Linked DNA regions of Mus musculus: region 2 is linked to region 1. The links are chromatin contacts, found by Hi-C or POLR2A ChIA-PET in ENCODE. All regions are on one chromosome and are shown on one strand. The core of a region is the stretch at or near the end of the contact, and the rest is flanking DNA. Distances in the headings are between cores, read along the strand shown.

Region 1 (2,700 bases), core at 117-2,616:
CCAGAAGAGGGCATCAGAACCCATTACAGATGGTTGTGAGCCACCATATGGTTGCTGGGAATTGAACTCAGGACCTCTGGAAGAGCAGTCAGTGATCTTAACCGCTGAGCCATCTTTTCAGCCCCCCACCCCACATGGTCTCTTTAAATAAACACAATTATGAAGCAAAAGACAAAACATTAAAAGTTGTTCTCCACTGCTCTATGACATATTCCTGTACCTGTTTCTTTAAGGAATTAATACTACTTTACCCATCTGCCTATAATTAAATTTAACTTATTTATCTTGGTTTTTTTGAGACAAGGTTTTGCTACTTAGTCTTGGATGCCTCTTGGGCTGGATCTATAGACCAGGGTGGCCTCGAACACAGATATCCACATGCTTCTGTCTGGAATTAAAGATGTGCACCACCACGCCCAGCTAAATACTGAAATACATCTAAATTAGCTTTCTAATCCTGGGGCTATAAAAATAACTGGAAATTCATCTTAGCATTTCTCAAGTCATCTAGTTTGGCTTCCCTGAGACTGTTCTGAGGAGTAAGTAACATCTTTAACTGAAGATATGACCTGAAGGGTATGTATATCTGACTCTTGGCTGGTAACCTGTAAATTGAACGTGTCGGGGCCTCCACTCAGGCCTTTTTAGGCCATTCCTCAGGCCACCCTCTCCGGATAGTGAGAATTGGTCTTACCAAGTTCTCACTGGCAGGAGGTAGGATACACATTTGAACAGAACAGGCCTCCATCCTCCACTCTGCCTTCTAAAGACCACTCAGAGTACATGTGAGAAGCCTCTACACCATCACGGGCTTCCATAGCTCATGATCTGTGGGCAGAAATTAATGTGACATGCTTGTAATCACATTTCTGCGAGCTCAAGGAGGCAGATCTCCAGCATAAGGCCAGTTTGGGGATATATAGTTAAGACTCAAAAAAGAAAAACAAAGGTTAGAAAAGGACTTCAAAAATTAAAATCAGCAGCCTGGCATGGTGGCTCACATCTTTAATCCCAGTGCTAGGTAGGCTTTCGCGTTATCCGTCGGAATGGTATAGGCATTCTGCCTGTATTCCAGAGAAAATCTTCATTAACAACAGGAGGCAGAGCTGGGCTTTCTGGCCGCCGTATTCATCCTCAGCCCCTATCAGTCAAGCACTATGGCCCCAGCTCTGCTGGCTTCGGGATGACACACAGTCTGGGTGACCCAGGAGCCCGCTCGCGCTCTCCAGCAGCGACAACTCGGGGCGGCGCACCTGAAGAGCGAGCCGCGCCAGGCAGCGCGCCGAGTCCGACTCAGGACCCCGACCAAGCTGCCCGCGCCACTGCCGGGCTGCGCTCGCGTTAATCAGGACCCCGGGCTGCCTCCGGAGCCGCCTGAGGCTGCGTTCCGGGCCGCGTTCTAGCCTGATCGTTGGGAAACGGGACGGCCCGCACTGCGCGCGCAGCCCGCCTGGTCTAACCACGGCCGGGCGGAGGAGGAGGCTTGGGGCAGGCGCGACTCCCGTGGCGAGGCGAGCGGTCTTCTGAGGGCCGGAGGCGGGAGCGACGCGGGCTGCATTTGCAGCGGCCGCGCTCAAGGCCTCGGCGCCGGCGGTGGCGATGCTGTGGCAGCGGCTGGCTGTGGTGGAGTGGGCGGCCCTGGCCTGGGAGCTCCTGGGCGCCTCGGTGCTGTTCATCGCCGTGCGCTGGCTGGTCCGCCGGCTAGAGAAGCGGCCGCGGGACCTGAACCGTTGCGGGACGCTCTCCTCTCCGCCCAGCGCGTCTGAAGCGGTGGCCGCACAGCCAGGTAAGGCAGCGTCAGTCGTGGGAGGAAAACCTCACTCTCCACGCCCCCTGGATACGGTAAGACCCTATCGCGGATATTTTGGAAACTTTTGATGAGAACCCACAGCCCTGTTAGCACTTCTTCTCTCCACCTCTCTAAACTGTAATCCCATGTTTACGAGGTATGTGTTTTGTTTTTGTTTTGTTTTTTAAGATTTCTTTAGAATTTTTTAAATTTATTTTTAAGATTTACTTATTTTATGTCTATGAGTATACACTGTAGCTGTGCAGATAGTTGTGAGCCTTCATCTGGTTGTTGGGAATTGAATTTAGGACCTCTGTTCGCTCGGGTCAACCCTGCTCGCTCACTCCGATCGGCCCCCCGCCCAAAGATTTATTTATTGTTATAAATAAGTACACTGTAGCTGTCTTCAGACGCACCAGAAGAGGGCGTCAGGTCTCTTGTTGTGAGCTACCATGTGGTTGTGAGATTTGAACTCAGGACCTTCGGAAAGAGCAGTCGGTGTGCTCTTTCACCAGCCCGAGGTATGTGTTCGTATGAAGCCACTTTTCACTAACGCTCACTTTCTCCTAAATCTAGTTCTTAGTGGAAGATGAAAAGTAATTCTTCTAGAAGGAAAATGACATTTTAAGCCATTAACTCAACTTTAGAACTTTAGAGATAACCCAACCCTAACAAGATCTTACGGGTAACAGAGGCTCCATTTGCTACTATGAACTTAAACACAATTTCATTTTTTAATTACTTAGGGCTGGGTATAAAACTCAAGGCGTGGCACATCTTGACAAGTCTTCTACCACTGACATACATATCAACCCTTTCTTAGCAGTCGTTGGTTTCTTGGGGGTTTTGTTTTCGTGTTTTTGTTTTTGTTTGTTTGTTTTTTGCTTAAGAAATGGGAACAGGAAGGTCAG
Region 2 (2,820 bases), core at 297-2,796, 54 kb before region 1:
GTTTGAAGCATCTTTCCACAGCTATGTTTTCTTTAGAAATTGACTCAGATTGATGAGATGTCTCTACATTTTTTTTAAAAAATTATTATTGTGTATGTATGTGATATGTGTAAATATATATGGTGAGTGTATTAAAGTGCACACGTTGAGATTAGAGGCCAACTTGTAGAGTTGGTTCACTTCTTCCACCACTATATAAGCTTCAAATTGCCAGTCTTATGCTGCAAGTGACCTTGCTTGCTGAGCCACTCACCAGGTTCAGAGAGGTCCTTTCTCAATAATCCATAAGATTGCAGAATGTCTACCCACCTGTCTCTTTATTCAGCTCTGACATCATCTACTCTCTTGTATGTCTGTTTTTTACTATTTCCCTCCAAGAAGTAAGTTTCCTGAAAGCAGACAGCATCTGGCAAAGTCCTTGGCACACAACAGTCCTCAGTAGATACAGCAGGTTCCCCCATCAACCCCTGGACATATAAAGCTGGGACCCTGTCAGTCCTTTTGTCTACCTCAAGACCCTTCAAATTTGTTCATTGACTGATGAGCAGAAACAAAAGGGAAATATCCAAACAATAGGATATTAGCAATAAGAACGAAGCACTAAAAGATGTACAACATGGATACAATTTGAAAAAGAACTCAAAGCTATACAGTATATGAACCCTATTGGTATGAAATGTACAGGCAAGGACACTCAGAAACAGAAATAATGATAAAATCGTAAACAGGAGCAAACTTTACAGCATGTAAATTATATCTTTGTAAAGCTTTGGTCATTTTTATTTGGGGTTGGAAATGTAGCTTGGAGGTGGGGAGGTTACTAGACATGTTCAAGGCCCAGGATACAATCTCGAGCACTGAAAACAAAATGTATACTTAGCATTTTCCCCATGTAGCAGTGGCAATAGTTTAATATTGTGTTGTGAGAACTTCCTCTCCTTTCCTATCTTCACATACTAGAGACTGAACCCAAGAGTTCTGAACTACACCGCAGACGTCTTTTTACCTTTTAAGACAAGTCCCACTTTATAGTCCAGTCAGTCCTCGAGCTTGTGATACTTGTCAGACTTCCTCGTGGCTGGCAATGCAGTCGCGTGGCGCAGTGTCCGGCCATGTATAACACTGGCAATAATACAAACAAGACTGACAAACACTTAGGAACAAGTTGTCAGAACTGTGGTGGAGGCGGTGTCTGGCGGGGAAGCCACGCCCCGGGGGCGTGGCCACGTGGATCGTCATACCCACCAGTCAGAAGGCCGCGAGGGGCGGGAGCGTGGCGAGTCCAACGTCACTACCACCGGAAGCGTTTTTCTTTTTTTGGGGGGGGGGGGAGGGTTGTCCTGATTTCGTCTCTTAGGCTGGAAGTTGTTCCTCTGAAGGGAAGGCACACAAAATTTTAAGTCCACTTTCTGAAGGATATCTCAATCTGTCCGGAGATCCATACCAACCCCAATTTGAAAGTGGCTACTGGCCGCTGAGGGCAGCCTCTCTTCCGGAACGAAGACCTCGCGGACCGTTTGTTTCCGGGGGGTTGCCCGAGACTGGTACCCTGTTGCGCCCCGCCCCTTGCACAGCCACGTCCTACCGGAGCCGCAGGGTTGGGCCGGAACCGGTGAGGGTTTTGGGGGCTATTACTGAGGAGGGTCGGGACCTTGTGGCAGAGGACCGTGGAGGAACTGTTGGGGCAACCCTGGCCGCGCCCAGAGAGGCGTACAGGGGCAAGGCGGATGCAGAGTCCGGTGAGGGTCGCGCAGACTTTGGGTCAGCCGCGGTCAGCTCAAGTCAGTTTTTGCTTTTACTCCGTGGGGTTGGAAACCTGCCTCGCAGCTGGGTTGTCAGTAAATGCAGAGACTGCTTCTGCACCCACGGAATGCGGTCTGCCCTGAGAGCGTTGCTACTGCTGCTTGGTTGGGTCAGCGTGTTTGAAGTCTGCTCCTTTTGCAGTTGATGACGAACGTGACATGGTGGCAAGTCGTACAGTGCGTGGGGGACTTAGGTTGTTTTGATTCTGGTGCTCAGAGGTGTTTGCTGAACATGGTCAGTGGAGTCAGTGACCAGAGAGAGCTAGGCGAACAGCTTACCACCTTCCCACGGGCGCTTACTGAATGTTTATAGAAAAAGAGGCCCTGTTTGTAAAAGGTCCCAGGATACAGTAGTGTTTTGGTCTCTGTTTTCATCACTTTCTGGTGGAGGTATACTGACAACTCAAAACAGTTGAGAGGATTAGGTTTGTGCAACCTTCGGAAGAGTTTACCTTTGAGTCAAGACAGGCCTCCATGACAAGAATCGTTTGTGCAAAATTATTGAGAGGAATGTCTCAAGAAAAGTGAACAAGAAGTGTAGAGACCCTATGGAGAGTCAGTTGTACTTCTGGATGCATGATATAGCCAGATAATGAAAAAAGACACAGCATGTGAGGGGTACAGACATAAGTAGGAACCCAATTAAAGTGGTCTCCGGTCGAGGCTAAGAAGTTTGTATTTTATTGTCAGTAGGACACTGTAAACCATTTACAAATGCCGCCTGACTTTTATAGTCCGTTAATGACTCAGATACAGTGTACCTTGAATGGAAAGAAAAGGAAAAGCCTGGATAGGGTGGCACATGTCTGTTATACCAGCTCTTGGGAAGTCAAGACAGGAAGACCTCAGCCAGCTTGAGGCCCATGCTACATAGCAATATTCTGTCTAAAAAATCCAAAAGCAGATCGGAAAGACTTCTGAGTGGTTGAATGTTATAGAGTCTGATGACCTGAGTTCCCTGGGAGCCCTGTGGTGGAAGGAAAGCATCCACTCTTCAGTTGTCCTCTGCCCTCCACAC

Evidence for each region. Hi-C counts contacts between places; a loop is a spot of excess contacts on that map. ChIA-PET counts read pairs that join two places held with the same protein, here RNA polymerase II (POLR2A).
Region 2: a map of T-helper 2 cell shows a loop between it and region 1 (2.5-fold over the local background). The contact joins the promoter of Golga3 here to the promoter of Ankle2 in region 1. A Hi-C loop is called at or near these places in 1 of 37 maps with a recorded cell type or tissue (T-helper 2 cell). POLR2A ChIA-PET finds 5 or more read pairs at or near these places in 2 of 5 experiments (Patski and embryonic stem cell).

The regions. Positions count from the first base shown.
Region 1 is chr5:110,229,638-110,232,337 of GRCm38, forward strand. It overlaps Ankle2 (ankyrin repeat and LEM domain containing 2), which reads left to right and starts at 1,367. Exons shown (of 13, transcript NM_001253814.1): 1 at 1,367-1,786. The coding sequence starts at 1,600.
Region 2 is chr5:110,175,311-110,178,130 of GRCm38, forward strand. Golga3 (golgi autoantigen, golgin subfamily a, 3) reads left to right here and starts at 1,547. Exons shown (of 24, transcript NM_001347389.2): 1 at 1,547-1,612. It overlaps Gm15787 (predicted gene 15787), which reads right to left and starts at 1,194. Exons shown (of 3, transcript NR_040431.1): 1 at 1,007-1,194.